Regions from separate parts of the Homo sapiens genome. Here all the other regions are linked to region 3. The links are chromatin loops, found by intact Hi-C in ENCODE. Cell type or tissue: PC-3. All regions are shown on one strand.

Region 1 (8,000 bases), 84 kb before region 3:
CATTTATTCTTCTTTCCAAGAAGTTGAGTACTTTCAACCATTCTTAAAAGGACAAAGATGTTTGCTGACAGAATATGAATTTATAAAGGATAATCTTGAGGATATAATGGCATTCTATTCTTTTTATCTTTACTCTTGCCATATCAGAGTTGGATAATAGTCTCAATCATATGTTACAACTAGAAAATGCACAATTGGCTTTTTCTTATGCTAACAGGCAGCCATTTTCAACTTTTTAAATGATTATAGGACTAAGAGGGGATGCAAAAACAGATAAGAATCTGAATAAAAGCACTATCTGTCAAAGAAACAACATTTGTGTAATAATCAAGAAACCGTTTAGAGCACCCCCTGGAAACATTAATTATAACACATGCAAATCATTCCTGTACAAAGCTTAACTTGTTTATCTCCTATAGCCACCTGTATTTGAATTTTTTAATAAGCTCATTTATTATAAATAAAGCATGTAAATCAATCTGGGAATACCTTTTCTGTTTCAGAAATTTCATGTAAATGACAGGCTGCCACATACAGTACAACTATAGAGGGGAAAAAGTTTCTTTACTCCCTTTCATATAGTTATACCTTCATATGACACTTAAAACCACCTGCCAGGAACTTTTAAAACATGTTTTAGATGCACAGAAGCAAACCCAAATGAAAAAATGCTATGCAGTTTTGCAATACATATATACCACAGAAAGCTTTAAAAACATTCTACCCCAACAGATAAATAGATTTGGCCCAAATCTTTTTAATGTGAGTTTTGTGGGTAAAAAAGATTATTGTTCCCTTATTTTTCCCCATTTGCTGACGACTAGGATTGTCATATAAAATACATTCCTGGGACATGCTTATACTAAACAAATTATCCACTGTTTATCTGAAATTCAAATTTAACTCAGCATCCTATATCTTTACTTGCTAAATCTCAGTTGGGATATGGGCTTACTCTTTTTTTTTTTTTTTTTTTTTTTTTTTGAGACAGAGTCTGGCTCTGTCATCCAGGCTGGAGTGCAATGGTGTGATCACGGTTCACTGCAGCCTCAACCTCCCTAGCTCAAGTGATTCTCCCACCTCAGCTTCCACAGTAGCTGGGACTATAGGCACATGCCACCATGCCTGGCTAATTTTTTTATTTTTTGTAGAGATGGGGTTTGCCCAGGCTGGTCTCAAACTCCTGAACTCAAGCAATCGTCTGGCCTCAGCCTCCTGAAGTGCTGGGATTGCTGGCGTGAGTCACAGTGCCTGGCCTGAGCTAACTCTTTTTTAAAGAGTTAAAATACTGGTTCCTATTTGTTTTTACTTCTCTAGTATGGGAGGCTGTTACTGTGGCTTCTGTCTTGGGGGGCAATTTTCGAAGGGCTTCAAGAACTTGAACCGAGGTTAGAGGAAAACCACAAGATGGCTAAAGGGTGGGAAAAGAAGAAATAACACTATTTAAACTTTAGATGAGAGGACTAAAGTGATGAAACAGTCACCAGGTATTTGGAGTGGTCTCACCCAAGGGACTGTGCCAACTTCCTCATTTTTTATGAGGGCAGGCAAAAACTGGCCAAAACACAAGTTAGGATAATAAGCATAGTAGCTATTATTAAATGCTAGGGTGTGCTGCATAACTGAAGGACAGTGTTTCTCACAGTTTATCTCCAACTCTCATGGCCAACCCATGAGATGTATATCATTATCCCCACGTTTTGAATATAAGAAACTGACACTCAAATCAGAAGGCATGTCAGTGAAAAAGGCCATATTCACATCCCATCTAAGTCTGTCTGACACTAAAGCCCACACTCTCTCCACTACACTCCACCTTGTCTCCAGAATGTTTTGGGCTGTTTAAATGTGATTATACCAAAGAGCAGTTGAATGCACTGAAAAATTCTGAAGATTCCTCCTGTCCCTTCGATTCACTGTTGGAAACCATTGTCAAGGTAGTGTCTGGCTACGATAGAAGGGATTTTTGACATGGCCTATTGTTTTATCTTTTTAAAGTAAATGTAGGTGCTTTTGATGATCATAACACTAACTGTTAAGTCTTTAGGCATAAGAATCAAGCATTCAACTAAGCATGTTTACAAATTTGCTTTCAGCCCAGTGGATCTATCCACTTTTCCATTTAGGTTGCACATTTAGATTTCGGAGTTTATCCTGTTATCTTCAAATCCACGGACTGTACACTCTTTGAGGGAAGAAACTCTTAGTATCTAGTCAAGTACGTGGCATGCAATGGGTGCTCCCAAATACTTGATTAATATCATATGATATAATGTAATATGATTCTTCATAAACAGTGAGTGTTTATAAATACAGTATTTTAAATGTCATTAGGAATCTTCTATTGGAATCTTAACTTTATTTTAATAGACCTACTTTTAAAGTTAATAAACATAATATAAATGTGGACAGGGCTAAGATTTTTCCCTAAGATTTCACTCTGGCAAGTCTTCCTGGAGATTTAGCCATGGCTATTTTTATGACTGTAATTTCCTTAATATGGGGCCTCAGCCATATTCCATCATCATAAATCCCTTTCTTGCACTTAAAAGCAATGTTGAAATATTTTCCAGTTTCTATATCTTAACTCTTTACTTAGATCCATTATTTCCATTTTGAGATTATCTTATGTAAATATTGTAGAAGATTTTAGAATTATATAATAAGAAAATACTAGTATACCACCTCAGAAATCTTAACTAATAGATATGTTCTCAAATGCAAAGTGAAATATTTAAAGTAATTATTCAAGTAAATAAAGAGACCATCTTTGTCCCAATTACTTGAATATTTTACGTAAAGTTGGTTTTATGCACTTGACTTTGTGTTTAAACTCAAGTTTGTAGTATTGTCTACTGGACATTGTTAGCTCAGGACCTTTTCAGGAGCAAGGAATGAAAGAATCATTTTTAAACTTATTTAAAAAAAGAAATAAGGAAGAAAAGAAGAAATTTTACTGGCTCGCCTTAGCTTAAGACATGGCTGGATACAGATGCTCAGACAATCACATCAGGAGCCTGCCTCCCTCCGTGTCTGGGCTCTCTGGCCTCTTGGGTCAGTTTCATGCTCAGGCTGGCTTTCTCCACATAGTGGCAAAGATGGGCATCAGACATCCCAAGTTAACATCATCTTTAGTGCTCATGCTGTCAGAATGAAAGAGGCCCTCTCCCAGCATCCATATTAAATCTCCAAAGAGATTCTGTTTGGCCTTGCTTTGGCCACATACTCAACCCTGACCAAGCTCCGTGTCAAGAGAACAGAGTTCGTTGAAAGGCCAGCCTGGTTTGCACACTCATTCTGTGTTGAAAGATGTAGACCATGTGATTGACAGTCCCAGGAGATAGGAGAGGGAGAATTTTCAAAAGAGTTGCCGGTATAAGAGACAGTGGATTCTGGGAAGGTAAAAAGAGGTATTTATTAAAATACTGTGCCTTTGGAATAAAAATCTTTTCCAGGAAATGCAAATAATTTAAAACAATTCAAATAAGGATCATACATTTTAAAACAATTAGAAATACACTCAGAAGAACTGAATTGCTCATTTAGTAGATTTCAGATAATATTTTCTCCTCTTTGAACCTCAGTTTTGTCATCTGGAAACACAGGATAATGCTTACCTTATAAGGTAATCATGATTAGAAGAGATGATGGAGCTGACCATATCTATTTACTATAAAGTGCTATCTACATAGTTATAAATTATGACAGCTAAGAAAATTAATCCCTAAAGAAAGCAAAATTACCTATGTCACGGTTTAGAAAGTCTCTCTCTTAAGAAGAAACTTATTCTATTGCCTCTGTTGGGTTTTTTCCTGAGGAATCGGTGTTTGAATGCAATATACATTTTTGTAGGCTCTGCAATGTTTTTATGATGAGGACAGTCATAGTGTTGACAATTACTCAATGAATACTTAGAGATTTGAATGTATCGCTAGATTTCTGGGAAATGAAAAGACCAATGTAAGCTAGTTGAATGAGAAAACCAGAGGTGGGCAGATGGTGGACAGATTAAGTCGCTGGTTTTAAAGGTAGGCTGAACTGGTATTTGTAACTATTAATAACAGCCATCTTCTTTAAAGGAAGTACTCCTAAATATCAATAGTTTAGTGGCCAAGGTGCCATTGAGATGATCACTCCCAGGAAATGTTTTGCCAGTGATATTACCTTAACTTTCATCTGAAAAGAAATAAAGAAATGTTTTATGGATGATTCACTTTCACCTGATATGTGCACAACATTTTAAGAGAATGAATTAGTCAGTCTGTTTGAATCATCTTTACGTGTTCCTTTTAGCAGGGAACTCAAAGTTGGTTAAATGGCTAGCTCTATTTCAGAAAGCAAAAATAACAGAAACAGTGAAAAGACAGTCTATATTGAAAGCCTGATCCAGACACATCATGGGGGAATAAATATATCAGGACAAAAATATATGAAAAGTGAAAGTATTTCTGGAGTATTTCACTACCAATATAAATATTAAAATGCTCACACAGCCAGATCTGGCAAGTTACATAGATGAGGAAGTGAAAGCAATAATATGCCAAGTCAATGGCATTGGTGTAAAATGTAATCATAGAGGAACAATCTCAGAGTTGAAAATTATTAGAATTGGAAAACACTTTGAAGTTCTTTAGTTCCACCCAGGAGTATGCCATTAAATATTTAATAACCATCCCTCTGCGGGCTTTAATAACAAGCCCTGATTTGTAGTGTTTGCCAATTTCTATGGTGTCAATACAGCCACCATGGCTGATTTTAGGCTACCAAGATGAGGTCACTGAAACACAAGTTGGGAAGAGATGCACATAGTAGGCTGTCATGAGCCAGCACACAGCTGGTTCAGCATTATAATTTTCAAATAAGAAAGCAGTTGACCTCAGAGGAGTTGGGTGACTTGCCTGGGTCATACAAATAATTAGCTGCACTGCCACAACTAAACCTAGGCCCTCTCCAGTGTTTGACCTCAGAATTGTGAATGCATTATGAGGAAAGCACCATGATTGATTGATTGGTAAGCCCACGTGACTTTCTGTCCTAGTTAAGTTCCCCTTTAAGGGCCTCCATAGACATTTCTACATTGAGTTTAAACTATAGTCTGCCTATCTCCACTACTGGCCTGAGATCTCACTGACATTTGGAAAGCGTTTTATTTATCTTTGTATCTTCAGCACTCTGTACAGTATCTGACACTTAGATGCTTATAAGTGTTTGTTGGGGGCCATGTACGAACAATAGAGAACATGCATTGACCTGCTATGTGCCAGGCAGTGTTCTTAGTGATTTACATGCATTAACTTATTGAATCCTTAGAATAACTCTCACAAGTGAGGTAGGTACTATAATCCTGCCCATATTTTAGATGAGAAAATACAGGCTTAGACTTACTTGCCTAAGGTAACATGGACAGTGATTGGATTTAAACCCTAAAATCTGGCCAGTGCCTGTGCACTTGGCCTCTCAGTTGTCACTCATTTAACTAGCAGTTATCATCATAGTGCCCAGCTCAGCGCCAAATACTTCTAAAAGGTCTCCCTCCTTTCCTTAGGAAGGACACAAAACGTTTCCCAGAAAAGATCTGATCTGACCAACACACACCTTTGTTAATGGGGAAGGGCCTTTATTAATGGGAATGATCAAGGAAATGGGGCGTTTTTGGTGATTACATTTTCTCATTATCTGAGGTTTAAACAGAAACCTCTAGTTTAATTAAAATTTCTGTTGCTGACAATAGGCCCTAGTCCCATTTTTTTCTTTAATTAAAAAAGTTAACCTTTTTTTGATGTATTCACTTGAAAAATGGCATCACCATATGGTAACAGATAATGTAAAGAAGGTGTAGGAGATTAAGGTACTAACTCCAACTGTGTTCTGTGAGGGTTTTTCTTTAAATAGAAAATATATTCTTCTTCCCCACTGATTTTCCATTTCATCAAATGAAGTAACAAAAAGCCTATTTCTACATGTGTACATTTTCTTGGATTCTTGTCCACTGAGATTTAGTACAGTGTGTGACTTATGTGCGAACCTTAAGATATGAATCTTATTTTAAAAACATAATTTAATATAATATCTCTAATTTTTTTGTTTTTGTTTTTATTTTTTTTAGATGGAGTCTCGCTCTGTCATCAGGCTGGAGTGCAGTGGCGCAATCTCAACTCACTGCAACCTCCAATTCCCTGGTTCAAGAGATTCTCCTGCCTCAGCCTCCCAAGTAGCTGGGATTACAGGCATGCGCCACCACACCCAGCTAATTTTTGTACTTTTAGTAGAGACGGGGTTTCACCATATTGGCCAGGATGGTTGTGATCTCCTGACCACGTGATCCACCCACCTCTGCCTCCCAAAGTGCTAGGATTACAGATTATTTTGAAGGCTCCTTCAAAAAGCCTAGAAGAAAAAATGTCATTCACACTTCACACTGCATTAATGGACATCAACTAACATGCAAATTGGTTACAATATTTTTCTCCCTTTTGGCAATAATAATTCGTTTCCTTTCTTTCATTATAATTTCTACAGAAAATACAGCAATAAATTATATATTAAGCTCAATTTTGTTAGATACACTGATACCATATTGATAAGTGCAGTTAACTTTTCACATAATATTTATTTTTCCCATTGTGCTCTAGATGGTTTAGATACATATTTGCAGTTTGGTTTACAGTTTGTATTTGCCCTCTAGTACAACAAATTGTCCCTAATCCTTTTCTTCTATCCCTTGTTATTCCCTCTACCAGCACCAAAAATTTGCTAGTACATTGCAAAACAATGAGAATTACAGATAAAATAGCAAGCATTTATATATACTCTATATTGATCAAAGTGCTTTCAGAGATGAGATCTCTTTTTGATCCTTAAAATGGTCACGTGAGAATATCTGACCCTGGGACTCAGAGGTGGGTGATTGCCTGGAGTCACACAGCTAGAGAGGGAAAGGGCTAGAATCAGAGGGCTGATTGTCTGACTTCTGTTCTAGTGCATGCTCCCACCTCGCTTTGGAAGCTGCTTCGGCATAGTGAAGCACTTAAGAGCATGGATGGGTTCTTGTTAGCCAGACGTGGAATTGAATCTTGGTTCTAACTGTGTGATTTTAGCAAGTTTGCTTATCTAGAAGAGAAGGATAATAATACTTCCTTCTTCACAGGGTGGTGATGAAGAGTAAATCAAAGAGTTTAGCAGAATGCTTCCCATATGGTAAGCACTCAATACATGTTCTTGTTATTTTTATTATTACATGGCTTTGCCTTACTGAGGCTTCATCTTGTCCTCTGGTCCAACTACAGTTCTCTAGCTTGGCTTATCCCTTCATAACCTGTACCCCCAGTGGCACGATCTTGGCTCACTACAACCTCCGCTTCCCAAGTTCAAGCAATTCTCCTGCCTCAGCCTCCCAAGTAGCTAGGATTACAGGCACCTGTCACCACACCCAGCTAATTTTTTTGTAGTAGAGATGGGGGTTCACAGTGTTGGTCAGCCTGGGTTCAAACTCCTGACCTCAAGTGATCTGCCCACCTCAGCCTCCCAAAGTGCTAGGATTACAGGCATGAACCACCGCGCTCAGCCAGGAATTTTCATTCTTTATCCTCCTTTGAGACTCGGCTCTAGCATCATTTCCAGTCGAGTTGGTCTCCCTTCCTCTGCATTCTGATAACTGTTAACCATCAAGTGACTTGAGCTTCCCAGGGAAGGGCATCATGTCTTTGTAGACATCCAATAAATGTTAGTAGAAGAAAGGGGGGTCCTGCCAATAATCATATGTCTTTCCCACAATTTAAACTCCTTTTCACCCTGTTACTACTTTTTGCTTGTCTTCCCTTTGATAAACATTCTACTTCTTCATCACCCATTCCCTCAATTTAACATCTGATACTACTATAGAAACTACTGCCTTGAAGATCAACAAACGGGTTCCATGTGGACCAACGTCCTCCTTGAGACCCTCACTTGGCTTTTGTGACACAGTGCAATATTTGCTCTCTTGATGCCTCACTGACCTT
Region 2 (8,000 bases), 66 kb before region 3:
ACATTCCAGTCTGCTAATTACATATTTTTTTCTAACTAAAATGTTCCAGGCAGGTTCATTTGCATGTGAATTACTTGCTGAGCCATGTTGACTTCCTATTCTAAAAGCCTCACTCTGCCTTGGGAAGCAGTTTACTGCACTTCACCCTAGACCTAGTCTAATGTTGGAGCAGACAAAGTGTAGCTACCCATATATACTTCAAAAATATTTTCCAGTCTCCCCACAAGAGGAAAGAAAAATGTCTAGCAATTGCATGCTAATTTAGACCAAAGCTTTGTTTTAACCATTCTTGGTGATCACAAATGGGGAAAAATGATTTATGAACAGTATAACTATAAAACAAACAAAAAAAAACCATTGTGAATTCAGAGTGAAGTCTGACTTCATTTGTCTTATTTGGGTAAATCAGCAAAATGTTCATCAGTCAGAGGACATTAAAATGGTAGATGATACTTCAAATCGTGCCCTAGATAAAAGGAGAGAATTAAGGTTAGTTTTGATTTGTAAACCATTCTCTTCGAAGGCTGATTTTATAAAAATTAAGTTTGCTGAGTCATCATCTCAAAATATATAGTTATTCATGATTAGTTAAAATTTGTGTCTGTGTATCAAAGAAGTAAATTTGTATGATATTAAATTTTCTAACAATGTTTTAAATTTTAAAATGTCCGATTAACACTTGCATCTAGCAACCAGTCTACTAACTAAACTATAGGTGAAGTCATGCTCAGGAAATGGGGAAAATGCACAGATTAAATTGGTCTGTTAGCTCTGAGTGAATCAATAGTATTTAGTGCTAATGCACTAAGGAGATTACAAGCACTAATGCAGTAGCAGTCAATAGCGAAAACTAATATCTCTAAAAAATATCTTGACAATAAAATGTGCAATATTTTCCATTTATCTTAAGCTAATTACATTACCTGCTTGTTCTTTCATCTTATTAGTTTAAGCCAAGTGCTAGAAGCCTAACCATTTTATTTAGTGCATAAAAGGGCCAAAACCTTGTAATCATTGTTTTCAGCAGGAGACAGAGGAAAGGATTAATTCATGTAACCAAGATTCAACCAGAAATTCAACAGATATTTATTTAGTCTCTAAACCTGATAGTATTACAATGGAGAATGAGCTAGACTGTACCTGTCTTCAACAAGCAGATAGACTAGTGAAGATGACAGTAAACATTCAGTCACACCAGTGAACAAATACATCATGATAATTTATGAAATGTGCTGTGAGGGAAATAAACATCTGTGAATGCAAATGAGAGGGAATATCTAAATTTGGTAGTTGAGTCACAAAAGGCTGTCCTGAGGAGGTGAAAGCTAACCTTTATATAAAGCTTAAAACTTTAAAAAAGCAATACGTCTTTAGTACACAGGCAAATATATAAACTAAATATATAAACTAATAGTCATTACTTATTTCACAAGCTTTACATCTTAACTACAAGCTGCTACATTAAATCAGCTTTCTTAAGTGGTTTGTGGTCATTAGTGCATACTATCTTACACTTAGAAAAACATTGCAAGAAGTAGTACAATGCTGGAGAATTTAACTTTTTAAAACATTTCCTGCCTTAAAATAAACAGCAGTAAATGTGTTTAAACATTCTTTTGATTTCTAAATGAATTAAGTTACTTTTTATTATGTGGTTCTTCTTCATATGAAGAAAATAATATGTAGATTACTAGAAGCTAAGAACATACTTTAGATCCTGCTCACACTCACTGCCTTTCCTGGCCTGTCACCTTAATCAGCTTCTTTGAAAATCACTGTTTCTTACATAGGCCAGGTTGTTTCTTCCTTGTTTCCCTCTTCTTCCTTCTATGGCCAACCCTTGGGACCCCGTTTGTCAGAAGAACATGTTCCTCTTTGGGGAGGAGGGGATTGTCCTTTTACCAATAAGTTTTATGACCAAGAGAAACATAAGAATCTGAGAACACACAAAATAAGCTCTTTTGAAACTATCAAAATTATAAACATTAATAGAATTCAAGGGAATGTGATGCTGAAGTGATCCCAAGTCACATTGTCTTTCTGCCTCTGTGCACTGTACTCTGCACAATTGCATCCATTTTTAGACCATTTCCTTCTCATGAGAATCATGTGCATGGAGGGCCAAAGGAGAGACAAGTGCTCACAAGGATATCATGAGCACTTATGAATGTACAAATGAGTGCTCTCCAGTCAGTGCCATCTTTATATTGTTCCGGTTTATAGGCAATGCCTTCATCTTTACCTACAGACACATGTTGCCTTTCTGTTTCATTTTAATCCTGTTCATCTATACATATTTAATCACACAAATATCTAAATAAGTTTATGTCTTGTAGGGAAGGCACTTTGTCATGCTTCTTTGTACCTAAGCATATGCTTTGCAAATCATAAACAATAGTGTTGATTTTATTTGATATAAAAACTTGGATTCTCAAAAGAAATCTATGTGTTCACACGATAAACAGAGACCATCTGAATTGCCAAAGTATGACTGAATCATAAGCAGTATTGTTTTAGTCATCTTTACAGACCAGGAAGATTTGAAATACAGGTGTAAAAAGATGTGTGAGGCATCAAAAGAAATATTCACCTTTCTTTGTGTTCATTTTTTTTATTTTTGCTTGGCCGAGAAAGAAGGGGTGTTTTCCAAGGGAATAGGAGGCTTCAGGGCTTATTCCTGTGCCTACAAGTCAGAGAGGTCACTGGCTTGCCCCTTCCTGAAGGCTGTAATTACAGGCAGAGGACTATTTATTTTCCCGTAAGGCGACCAGAATCTTGAGTGTAAAAAACTGTTTACAAGAGTACACTGTGTATAGGGGTTACACACAACCTCAGGAAAAATAATAGGAAAGTGAGACTATTTTTCTTCATGTATTCAATAATATGAGAAGGTCCAAGACTCTGGAAATGTTCTAAAGTACAATAATAGAGATGAATATGAGGTCAAATTAGGTGATCCTGGGGCTTAAGGAACTGAATTAAATGAATAAAGAAGAGGAATTTCTAATAGGGCATAATCTAACTGATAATTTGTTAAATGTAAACTTATTTGTGGCTCCAACATCATGGTAAACAAGAATGAATAAATGTATTAGTAAGAGTAATTGAGAAGTATTTCTAATGTGAAAAACACCAATTACATTGGGTTTATCTGGCGCCAATGTGGAAATAAATGAGCAATATTTCTTACTCTCAACTAAACTTACTCTCACTTTCAGAACTGTTATAGGAAAGGTATTGATTCAAGTAGAGTTGGGCATGCAAAGCACAAGATCAATTCTGTTACTGGCCTGATATTAAGGATATTAGTCAGTGTTTGAAAAAATGATTTGTAATATATAAGTAGTAGTTTAACAAAGTAGGTAAAACTTGTAATTAATTTCAAAAGGTCAAAGCAGAGATTATTGACATGTACAAAGAGGACCCGCTTTATATGTGCCTGCTTTGAAAAGTAATACCGTAGTATGGTAAATTGTGACTAATTCTGAGATTTTCTGTCTAGATTCTTTTTAAAACCAAATGCTTAAGAAAAAAACATGAGACATGAGTAGCAATTACATTTTTTAGGCTGAGTAGGTAGCATAATTGCCTCATGCCTGCCTCCTGTCTCCATTTGTTTTTAGTAGATTTTGCACAGAAAAACATGTTGACCTCGGTACTGAAATTTTGGAGTTCACTATTTGCGGCACAGTTACAGATCACAGAAAAAAATGTACAACAGGACTTCACCACACCTAACAAAAGAAAGTTTTCTTATTAAAAAAAAAACCCTCCAAATTATTGTGAGATCTAGGGTAACCATGGTGTTAACTATATGCTATTTGATATCTTATAACCCTGGTGATAAGATAACAATCCAATTGAATGCAGATGAACTCATGAAAAAAGAAGGATTATGAAATATTTGGAAAGTAAACACCTAAATTTTCATAAGTAAATATTAATTATTTGTGTGATCTTTAGATATGAAAGCTTCCCCTGCATGCACTTGGCTCTTGGAACCAGCTGTTAAAACTCCCAGCACCTTAGTTAATACCCTGTATGCTGGTGGTTCAAGAACTAGTTAAGAAACAGTCACATTTTCTATTTTCACTGCCAATGTATAATAAAATCTCTGTTCCAGTGAATGGCTGGCCAATTATTTTAATAACGATGTTGGCATGGCTTCATTTTACCTTTCTTGCTATTAGCAAAGCTTTCCTTTTGTACTCTGAAGTACGGGTAAATCACAAATTAAACTGAGCTGTTGTTTGTTTAATGCTGTGTTTCCTGCTAACCTTATTCTTGTCTATCAACCTGAACGTAGTTCCCCAGTGGCTCAGAAAACCCTCAATTGGGATTAAGTAATAGTTTACACAACCTTGCTCAGTCATTAACCTGTGTTGACTTTCTCATTCTTGTGTTCCAGCCTCATTTAAGAGTTTCTTAAGCACTCTATCCAGTTGCTGGTTTGGTGACAACTAACAATACCTATTTAATCAAGAAATTTAATATTTCCAAGGAATCATTTATCGTATCTCAGACTTCTTCATTAACATAATCTAATTCAGTCTTGTATTCCTTCTTCAAAATAAAGCCTGGTTTCATTCATAGTAAATATGAAGCTTAAAAATTTTTACTTCTTTTCTTCTCTATACACACAAAGCAGAAAGAGAAAATTGTATATTATCATTCCAGACAGGTTTTTTTTTTTGTTTAGTGTATTGACATTGATGCCAATAAGATAAAACTAGACCTCAGTGGCTCCTCCTCAACTCCACCCAATCTATTTGTCTCCAAAGTGCTGTTGGAGTAAGTAATCTTTGTTAAGAGCAAACCTATTTGTATATCTGATGATAATCTGAGGGATAATAATATGATATTTAAGGAGTTTCTGTCCTTGGCCCTGACTATTTCCTGGTCCTCCTTCACGCCCAGTGATGTGCTGGTAAATGTTAAACTCTGGGGGGAGGGGCAGCAGAAGCCCCTAATTTGTAGCATTTGCCAATTTCTATGGTGTAAATATCCCACTGAGCCAGTTTCAAGGTACCACTGAAACAGCGTTAGTCACTGAACAACAATGAGGAAGAGATGTACACACTTGGCTCTGTGAACTGTTATGAGATGGTTCAAGCACAGCACTGCCACCCTGTCCTACACGCAACCTGTCATTCTTGTAGTTCCCAGAATCCATCAGCCTCCCTCACAACCCTGCCTTAACACGTGTAGCTTGGTCCACTTCAGATTCCCTTTAACACTCATTTTGTCAAGTGAACACTTTTTCCCTATTCTTTAAAACTTCCATGCTGGCATTTTCCTTCCCCAGGACATTTTTCCCTAGCCTTCAACTCATCCCCTGCCCCCCATATTCTGGATTTGTTGCGTTTCCTGAGCACACCAGTAGCACTCTGCTTATTTCTACCATGTCTCTTATCACACTCCGTGGTAATGTGTCCAACAGTTCCATCGTTAGCCCCCTGAGGGGATGAACTATGCCATTTATCTCCACAGTCCCAGCACCTAATACAATAGCTTGAACAATATATACATTTATCGGATGAGCAAAGAAGTATGACAGAGCCCTGTATGTAAAATATATTACTATAAATAGAATGCTGATTCATAAAAATAATTATTTAGATAAAACAGTTTTTCCGTCTCTCCCCTAAATCCCTAAAAACTAATTTATAGAATTGGGGAGTTTTCAAGAGCTAAATTAGCACTGGAGAAAAACTGGGGAGTTTTACTCACTATTACCTATGCCCCTCCCGTCCCCCCCACACACACCCTCCTTCATTCACCAGTCTGCAATGAAGATTGATCAAAGAACAAAGAAGAAGAAAAATGAAAGAAAAAGGAAAGATTAAGATAGGGAGGGTGAATAGATAGGAATTCCAGAGTTTTGTAATCGAAATTTGGAACTCAGAATTAAAGTCATTAAAAGGAGAAAGAGGGAATACTTTCTCTGCTCCCGTAAGGTTTTCTCAAGCCTTTCAACAGCACTCACCCTTTGAGCGGGTGATACCATCTGTAAGAGGGACTTTACGCAATGCTTTAGTGGGCGTGGCTTGAGCAGTGACACCAGTAGAGATACCCCCTTGAAACTTTCATTTGAAGTCCACAGATTTTCACTATTGGTCACCAATCCATGATTTCAAGTTGAAAATGATATATGGGTTAAGGAAAAGAGGCCGGGCGCGGTGGCTCACGCCTGTAATCCCAGCACTTTGGGAGGCCGAGGTGGGCGGATCACGAGGTCAGGAGATCGAGACCATCCCGGCTAAAACGGTGAAACCCCGTCTCTACTAAAAATACAAAAAATTAGCCGGGGGTAATGGCGGGCGCCTGTAGTCCCAGCTACTTGGGAGGCTGAGGCAGGAGAATGGCGTGAACCCGGGAGGCGGAGCTTGCAGTGAGCCGAGATCCCGCCACTGCACTCCAGCCTGGGCGACAGAGCGAGACTCCGTCTCAAAAAAAAAAAAAAAAGGAAAAGAAGTTAAGGGCAAAGGTCTTTATCAACACCATCCTTCCTGTGGCCACAGGATCGTAATCCCAGTGGCAACATTCAAAGGCACCAAGTACGTGCTTGGTACAGAGAGAAGCTTTCCTGAGCTTGGCCTTGGTGTAGATGCAGTGAGAACTGAGTAAGGGCCTCTGGCAGGGACCTTGGCTGCTGAGAAGGGGAGCCCACAGATGGAGGTTTCTGATCAACAGGTCCTATCAGAAACAAGGGGAGCAGATAAGTAAAGAGTCTCACTCCACGGTGGCAAGATGGAAAGGAGGGATAAGAGGTCATGACAGTTGGATTAATGGCAGGCTAGAATATAGTCATGGGCTTGAACGATATATTGGGACACAATTGAAGGACTCTTGTTTCATCCATCGTTCATCTCTCCTGGCCCTCTGTGAAGACATTTATCACCTGTTTCTATTGAATGTGACACTGTTAGGCACATAAACAGACCATGGCTCTTACCACCTCCAAGAAGAACTACTTCTGTTTTATTTGTTAGTGCAGGGTAATTGGTGTTGTGTCTTCTGAAAATCTCTTATACTTCTATGAGTAAGTGCATTGAAATTGTTTCTGTTAACTAAGTAGAGGAAAGCAGAAAACCTCTTTGCACTAAGCATTAAAACCTTCCTAACTTGGAACAATTTTCTTTATGAATCACTCTGTCACTCCTGGCTATGATTGAAGTGCAGTATGAAGGCTGCTAACCAAAAACACATGGACACAGTCTGTTTCAGATCTGATTCACCTTAGGAAATGATGATAAAGAAGCAAAAGTTTTAACACTTAGAATTCCAAGGTCCATATCATTGTAGAATTGATTCTTTTGAATTGTGGTGGTACCTCAAGAGAAAGGATTTATTTATTTCATTTATATTTAAATGCGTTTGTATACATATGTATATAAACCCATATACACATATACATAAAATATATTCTGCTCCAAGTATTTATCTCTCTTTTCTCTTTACTAATCCAGCTTCCATTAAGAACTGGCTCAACTTCGACCTCTGCCATGAGCCTTCTCCAGCTGTTTAAGCCCACACAGATCTTATTTTTTTCCTAGTCTTAGAGGATTTACTGCCAGTACAGTGTTTTCAGAATGTAACTATCAACTGAGTTCTTATACTTTGCATCAGTTAGCTATTGTACGTGTCAATCTTTTGTCTCCCTATGTAGAGGCTAGACCCAAGGTAGAAGCATTTGCCAGGATTGACAAACGATAGCCTGTTTTTATATTCTCAACAAGTGAAAACTTATTTTGTTTATATTTTTTTCCCTTTTTATACAGTTAAACACTCACATGCACGCACACACACACACACACACACACACACACACAGGCCACAGGGACCCTATGGCCCTCAAAGACTAGCATATATTCTATCTAGCCCTTTCCCAAAAAACATGTGCCAACCCCTGCATTAGAGAATAGTGTAAAATAATAGTGGACAGATAACAGGTCCACAAATTTTGGAGAGCCATGGATGACCTTACTTATGAACTTAAG
Region 3 (8,000 bases):
ATATTTACCATTGGACAAATAAAATGAGTCACAGATCATTGAGGATACTGGAAAAGTTAGAAGTTGCTCATCCAAACAAGTTCAAGAGCAATGAAGCACTTAACATTTTAACATTTTCAACACTTACTACCTCTTATGTTTTGAAGTTTATGTTATTTCTATGGAGATACACATAGTAAACATTGTCTTTGCCCTGATTCCATTCACCTTTAAAAATCCATTCGTTTAACCGTGTGGAAAAATCAAACCTAGTTTATTGTTTTGAAATTTAGATCTATTTAGTATTTTATGTGCACATTTAGTGCATCTATTTAGTATTTTATATGCACATTTCATAGTTCTAATCTGAGATCATTAAAATTTACAAATTTTCTTTGAAAAAAAAACTTACCTAATCTTCTTTGAACCTCCTTACTCACCAAAGCTCTGTCATCATTGCTAAGAAGGTTGAGTTTCACACTCTTTTCTCCATTGAGCCTGCTCCTTGGAGACATGAAAAGAAAACAGGTAAAAGAGGGTCATTTAGAGAGAATGAGAAAATAGGTGCACAGCCAAAACCTAATGAAGAGGCAACTGCAGAGCTTTCCTCTCTACATCTGGTGGGGACAGCATTCTCATCAGACTTTTTCACGGAGACCTAGAGTGCTATGTGGTGTGACATCAGGGTGGCACACTGATGGTTTCAATTGGTTTCTGCACATGTTGGAATTTAGCTGAAGAGTCACGTTTTCATGCCAAAGGGCTTTTATCCATGTCTCACCAAGGATTTCCCTCAATCTGTGCACCCTTAAGCATTTAGAGCCCTGATCTCCAGATGCAAAGGCTTTAGGAAGTGAGAATGAAAGACCTGAGTTTAGAGAGGCTGATTGGCATTCCCAATCCCCTGGGGAAGGTTTAGAGACCCTGACTCCTTGGAATTAAGGGAGCAAGTACCCAGCTAGGCTCCTTCCTTCCTCACTCACCCAACATTTCAGGTACTTCACTGATGTTCCACATCCTTCTTTAAAGGTTGCTCTTGTCTTTTTTCTGGCTAGTGTCTACTATAACTGTAATTGATGCCCAACGCTTTTCTGGAACCACTTTTGGCCAAGTTCATTTATTATTAATCAAACTGTCCACTGTAGAAAATACTAAAAATGCTCAAGTGGGATTAGGAATAGTCAAGGTACTAACAGCATTCTTTTTATGCCCTTCTCTCAGATTCTGATTCTCCTGCTTATTTGCAAACAAATGATACATTTTGGTGCTAATGAGGAACCCCCACATAACCTTCTCCCTGTGTTACATACTAATACATTTCAATACTATGCCTAGTTTATCTTCATGTCAGTTGCTGTGGCTATGATGCCCCCTCCTTGATATGTGTGAATTCCCAGTGGAAAGAGAAAGGGAAAGTGGAAATGCCCTATTTGGCATTAAGAAATTGACTATCAGCACCATTTCTTCCCCTGAAATAAAAAAAAAAATTCTCCTTGCAAAAGGGAACTTTGCCTGAGGTTCTTACAGAGCTTTGGTTATAAAGATCAACTTATAAAGAATGCTTACCCCTTTCATAGTGTCCTTAACTAAACAACAAGGATGGTCCACTAACCGAGATCTAACCTGCCTTCTCTAAACAACAGTAACACTAAATCCAGTGCCATCACTGCACAGTGGAGAATTTACCACTAATGTGAAAAGCTTTCAGTTTTGGGAATATAGCCATTATTTATTTCTAATCATATGTGTATTTTTCCCTTGGCCAGGAATCCATAGGTTTTGCACAATAGTAATTAATTCCATTAACAAATAGTAGTGTCTCAAAAGGCATCTTTTTCATTTTCTTATATTTGAGCTGGATTTTTGTGAGACGAGGCAATTGCTCAACTACCTTTGCTGCTACCACTGCTTCCATTCTTAAGGACATAGTATATTCAAAAATAAACCATAAGCATGGCTTTTTGCTATTGATAAAGAGAGAAATGTCTAAGGAAATGAGGGTAAAAAGCTTTCAAAATTAATACTTAGTCTACTTAAATGAAAATCTGTAAACATCTAATGAAATGCTTGTATATATAACTTAGTATCTTTTCCCAATTTATTATCATTTTTATCAAACTAATTCCATTATAAAAGCTCTTCCTGTTTCAGTCCCCATTAAATGAGGTTTTACTGTTGTTCTTTAATAATTTTCCTTCATCTTACAGATCAGTTTCCTAATTCATCTCAGAACGGTTCATGCCGACAAGTGCAGTATCCTCTGACAGACATGTCCCCCATCCTAACTAGTGGGGACTCTGATATATCCAGTCCATTACTGCAAAATACTGTCCACATTGACCTCAGTGCTCTAAATCCAGAGCTGGTCCAGGCAGTGCAGCATGTAGTGATTGGGCCCAGTAGCCTGATTGTGCATTTCAATGAAGTCATAGGAAGAGGTAAGTATTTCCACTCAGCTTTTTGTTAAATACGATTTTCCAGTAAGCATTTTATCTTTGGCCTTTGCAGATTAGGAACTTAGACAATGGTGAAAGCAACTGACAGAGCAGTGATAACAAGTGTACTTGATTTCTGTTCTATAGAAATGTAGCCCTGTAAATCATATCCGTGGGGATTTGCCCTTGTGCATGGAAGCAATTGGATAATCCCCCAAATATATTAGAACTAAATCACAATTCGTCCTCGTCCTGTGTGTACTAGCAATTATAGTTTCTTCAAAGGTGCCATTTACTTTCTTCTAAAACTCAGGGCCAGGCGCAGTGGCTCACACGTGTAATCCCAGCACTTTGGGAGGCCGAGGCAGGTGGATCACCTGAGGTCAGGAGTTCAAAACCATCCTGGCCAACATGGCAAAACCCCGTCTCTACTAAAAAAATACAAAAATTAGCCAGGCGTGGTGGCGGGTGCCTTTAATCCCAACTACTGGGGAGGCTGAAGCAAGGAGAATTGCTTGAACCCAGGAGGTGGAAGTTGCAGTGAGCCAAGGTTGTGCCACAGCACTCCAGCCTGGGCAGCAGAGCGAGACTCCATGTCAAAAAAATAAATACTTATAAATAAATAAATATCACTCCTTTAATTTTGAGTATTTTTATTCAATCTCTCTCCAGTCTTTCTTTACCCTGAGAACAGTGACAAACTCTATGAAGCCTGGTTTATAGCAGTTTGTACACTGCTGGACAGCATCAGAAGACAGAGAATTTATAGCATTCTCCTGATCTAAAGCAACATATATCATCTCTACAATGCACTCCAATTTCTTTATACAAAGATAAATGAATATTTGTAATAAGCTAGCCAAAGCAGCAATAACAGCTAGCATAAACAGTATTTGTGGAAATATTTAGCAGGAAAAGAAACCAATCAAAAACCGGGAAATGAACTTCATTCTTCTTGTTGTTTTTTTTTTTCTAAAAAGCTTTTACCCTTAATACTAAATGGCCTCTGATCCCTTTTATTCTATATGTGCTGCAAGAGGTTGTACAGGCATCTGCCAGTGTGATACAAGAGAAGCTGATGGCGTGATTTCCCTTATATGAACACAAGGCCTTCTCACTTTCCTGTGGTAGCATCCACACATTCTTCTGTCAAACACCCCAGAGCGTAATCCTTTGTGTGCTCCTTCTTCCCCAAGAGTGGCTTCACTGTTAACAAACATCTTTCCATTTCTCTTCAGAGTAATATATAGTTCTGTCATAGGCCTATAAATCCCAGTAATTGCATCAATTTTAGAGTGTGTGGACTCACTAATTGTGTTCTAATTCTACACATTTGGAAAACTAGAATTTTTTATCATGAAAGGTACTAAAATGGCAATTATTTCTCTTTTGAAGTTATAATCATTAACAGCTCTATAAATATTAGCTACTATGTATTTATATGTTTTTCTGCAGGAGAATAGGAGCACTCAAAAGCATAAGTTTTATTTTATTCTTCTTTGCATTAGTAGAGGGCAGCCTAATGCCTGACACTCACATACTAGGCACTCATGGTGTCTTGGCCAGCTGGATGAATTAATTAGTGAATGACTTACACAGCTATCAGACATTTGGCACCTCTGGGGGAAATTACTGCCACTGGATAAAAGGCTACCATTGGGAAAATGATGTGGTTAAAGCCAGAGAGAACTGGATGAAGTGAGTCAGGGTGAATTTGCTTCATCTGGGCAACTGCCTTTCAGTTTCTGCCAACCTGGATTACGTATTAACCAGTGACTAATGGGGAAATCCTTATTCTATAATACTAATCCTATTTTTAATGGTAACATTTTTATTTCATTTCAGCTTATTAGAATATAGAGAACTTATTTTATTATAGTTCTTCATGTGGGTTAACTTTATTTTCATATTTTAAAATACTATGTCATCCTTTAAAAAAATTTATTTGATGAGGCCGATGTTACTCACCTTTTCAGTGGTTCCACTGTGGTTGAATATTTTATTAGGTTAGGCTTTAATATGAGTCATATCATCTACAACTTATTCATGAATTAAATAATCACATTGCTTATATCCTTGGGTGAAATGTGTTGCATCTACATATATATTTACAAACACACCTACGTACCTATAGTGGTATTGTTAAAAGTATTTTTTAAATGTACTCTTTTGCTGTATAGAAAGAAGAAAGAATAAAATGAAGCTCATAAAGGGTTTGATAAATAATTATTTCATAATTAAATGTTACGCAGTGCTAACCAAGTTCTTTCTTTTGCACAGGGCATTTTGGTTGTGTATATCATGGGACTTTGTTGGACAATGATGGCAAGAAAATTCACTGTGCTGTGAAATCCTTGAACAGTAAGTGGCATTTTATTTAACCATGGAGTATACTTTTGTGGTTTGCAACCTAATAAATAGCTTATAATAAAACGTTGATTTACACTTTCCCCTTGTGGAAAAATCAGCTACCACTGAAATTATGGGCCTAATCCTGAAAATTTGTTTTGTTCTAGACTTTTATTGAACTACTTCCCCTGAAATGATCCCTCAGAGCCCTCATTAGTAAGGGGGTAGGAGAAATGAGGTTCTTGGATGAACTGAGTATCATTTAACTATAACTATGTTTGGTTTATAATATTTGTTTTGCAAGTGACATTTCTGGAAACTATTGGAAGCATGTTGGCACCTACAGTAGTAATGACTCATTTTACCCAGAGGCATTACTATAATTATTTTTTAACCACAACTTCCATTAAAAAGATAAAAAATGAAATAAGACAAACAGGAGAAAACTACGCTGGCCAAAAATTGAAAAATCATAAGTATGGTAATACCTCATTTATCCACATTTTTGGAGAGTGAGGCATTCCACATACATGAACTTCCTAAATAAATGAAACCTACCCCTTTTTAATGCTGGAACATTACTTAAAATTTTAGCTGTTATTGAGAAAATCTTTTTAAGATGAAATGCATACTCTGTTTAAGGGAATGCTTCCAAATACAAACTAAGTCTTTATTGGTGACCCCAAGCCATAATTACAGCCATAAATTACTATATTACACAAACAGTGTACTCCACATACATAGTGTTCCTGGCTCCGCCTGTGTTGACAGGTCTCACATGCTTGCGTTTTCTACTCCCATTTCTCATTTTCTGCTTGCAAATTGCAGCAGCCTGAAAAATGTTAACCAGCTCTACTACAAACTTTATATGGGACTTAATAAGCTTTAAGTGCACAAATGAAAGATTTTCCTGCAAGATACTTTACTGTCACAATTATTTCAGTCTTTTTAAAATATAAATCAACATGCTAAGTAGTGTTCTACATGGTTAATTTTGTTGGAAGTCTGACCATGAGGGAAATAAATGGACAGTCTTTATGAAACCTAAGTATAACCTTTGCACTAAGTTTATAGGAGACAAACTGGTGGCTGGTTGGACTCTATCTTGCAAAAGTGGGCATAGGTGGTGACTGGAAGGCACAGTGCACGGTGGCATCATTCACTCAGATGTGATGTAAAAAGAACACTCTGCAGTCAAACCCTCAGGACAAGATGCTAACTGTGTGGTTTACCATTTCATTGCTCTTCCTATCTAAATTTGACAAAAGTATTCACTGTTCCATAATGAAGTTAATGTCTCCACCACTGGATTTCTCAGGAATCACTGACATAGGAGAAGTTTCCCAATTTCTGACCGAGGGAATCATCATGAAAGATTTTAGTCATCCCAATGTCCTCTCGCTCCTGGGAATCTGCCTGCGAAGTGAAGGGTCTCCGCTGGTGGTCCTACCATACATGAAACATGGAGATCTTCGAAATTTCATTCGAAATGAGACTCATGTAAGTTGACTGCCAAGCTTACTAACTGGCAAACTAGCTGTAAGCCAGCCATCCCTTCAAAATAGGCCTGCTCTGAGTCTTTAAAAAGCTAGTAGCCAAAGATGCACATTTAAAATGTTAGCATCATTCAAATGCACCTCAAAGTCTTCTATCCTGGTGGGAAATAGTGACACCTGGAAGGGTTTCCTGGAGCAATGATTCTTACTTGCTCTGCAAGCAACCTTGCTCTACCTTCCCTCTGATAGGGACATTTAGTCATCTTTGCATGTCTACTATGTGCCAGAAACTGTGCACAGCACAGGAGAAGTGGAAGCAGAGCAAGCCTCAGCCCATATGGAATGTTAACTCTACAAGGCATTGAAAAATTAACTCCAGATGCGTTCCTTGCTGTTCCTTGTCCTTGCCATCCACTCTCACACCTCAGGAACTTTGCACTTGTGCTCCCTCAGCCTGGAACACTCTCCCCGCAAATAGCCACGTATCTCACTTCCTCATCTTCTTCAGCTTTTGGCCGTAATGCCATCTTCAACATAAGCCTTCCCTAATCTGTTTAAAATTGCAACTGACCACCCACCCTCATGGCTTCAGACTCCTCTTCCCTGCTCTATTTTCCCCCATCACACTTAACTGTCATCTGATACATGCATGAAGCTGCCTGAAGCTGCCCAATACTATGGCCATGAGCCACATGTAAAAGGAGGCTAGTTCGAACTGAAATGTGCTGTACGGTGTAGAATACATCCCAGATTCTGAATACTTAGTATTAAAAAAAAAAGAAGGTGAAATATCTCACTAGTAGTTGTTTATATTGATTACATGCTGAAATATTTTGGATTTTGGGGGTTGAAAAATACATTGTGAAAATTAATTTCACCTGTTTCTTTTTACTTTTGAGTATGGCTACTAGAAAATTTTATATTACATGTGTGTCTTGCTTTATATTTCTATTGAATAGCACTGTAGTAGATAATAAACAAATAAACAATAGCTATATAGATGTATATGTATGCATATATATGTACACACACCCTCATCCCATTAGAATGGAAGCTCATGAGGGTAGGATTTTTGTGTATTTTGTTCACTGCTGTGGCTCCAACACCTAAAACAGTGTTTAGCACATAGACTCGCAGTAAATAATTGTTGAATGAATCAGCTAAGGGTTACAAAAAAAGGTTCTTAGCCTCTTGCAAGTGGTAGATTTTTTTCTTGACATTTATGCCAGGACCTAAAAGTCACCAGGCCAGGACCAGGGAGGGTGGGAATAAGAATCTCAAGAACTGAATTCATAGAAGGCCTCAAGCTCCGTCTCGGTTCCTGCTCTCCAAGTCTCTGTGGGAGGTAATGAAGTTGATCAAAAGCAACTTTATAAATATGGGGTCAAATTATCAGAGAAAATAAGCTCTAGGAGAGTAATGAGATATTACTCAGCCAAAAGAATAAAACATTCCCTGGCAGTGAACTTTTGCAGATAAGGCGAATTGACCTTACAAAGCACACAGCTGCCCTGACAGACCCCACTTTCCCACTTCAACTTTTGTTATTACCCTGATGGATTAATGTGGCTGGAGGTGCTACCTTCTCTAGGGTACTGTTACCCCAGGATTAAAGCATGATAGAGATTTCCTGTTATCCAGAACGGAATAGTGCCATGGCCTTTTTTAATCCAAGGAGCTGATACTGAGAGCAACCACAAACCCAGATGTGTCTTAAAGAGAAACCTAAAACCAGGAACTG

What was found. Peaks named below come from ENCODE experiments on the same cell type or tissue, not always from the same donor. Only the 100,000 strongest peaks of a DNase experiment are listed, where the experiment ranks them.
Region 1: a loop joins it to region 3, with 6 times the contacts of the local background. A loop is called at or near these places in 9 of 110 quality-filtered maps.
Region 2: a loop joins it to region 3, with 3 times the contacts of the local background. A loop is called at or near these places in 7 of 110 quality-filtered maps.

The regions. Positions count from the first base shown.
Region 1 is chr7:116,688,603-116,696,602 of GRCh38, forward strand. The region is part of intron 1 of MET (MET proto-oncogene, receptor tyrosine kinase); the gene reads left to right. Among named protein-coding and RNA genes, the nearest start is that of COMETT, 4.6 kb to the left of the region's middle. In PC-3, no CTCF peak of the experiment used is centred here; DNase peaks (open chromatin) are centred at 1,359, 3,279, 3,889 and 4,189; H3K4me3 peaks cover 2,453 bases; H3K27ac peaks cover 5,680 bases.
Region 2 is chr7:116,706,946-116,714,945 of GRCh38, forward strand. The region is part of intron 2 of MET (MET proto-oncogene, receptor tyrosine kinase); the gene reads left to right. Among named protein-coding and RNA genes, the nearest start is that of COMETT, 23 kb to the left of the region's middle. In PC-3, no CTCF peak of the experiment used is centred here; a DNase peak (open chromatin) is centred at 4,326; H3K4me3 peaks cover 1,828 bases; H3K27ac peaks cover 5,084 bases.
Region 3 is chr7:116,772,695-116,780,694 of GRCh38, forward strand. MET (MET proto-oncogene, receptor tyrosine kinase) reads left to right here. Exons shown (of 21, transcript NM_000245.4): 15 at 2,187-2,417; 16 at 4,695-4,775; 17 at 6,082-6,263. Among named protein-coding and RNA genes, the nearest start is that of CAPZA2, 86 kb to the right of the region's middle. RefSeq lists enhancers at 1-775, 1-74, 3,333-4,532 and a cis regulatory region at 1-9. In PC-3, no CTCF peak of the experiment used is centred here; DNase peaks (open chromatin) are centred at 4,147, 4,397 and 5,137; H3K4me3 peaks cover 2,227 bases; H3K27ac peaks cover 6,493 bases.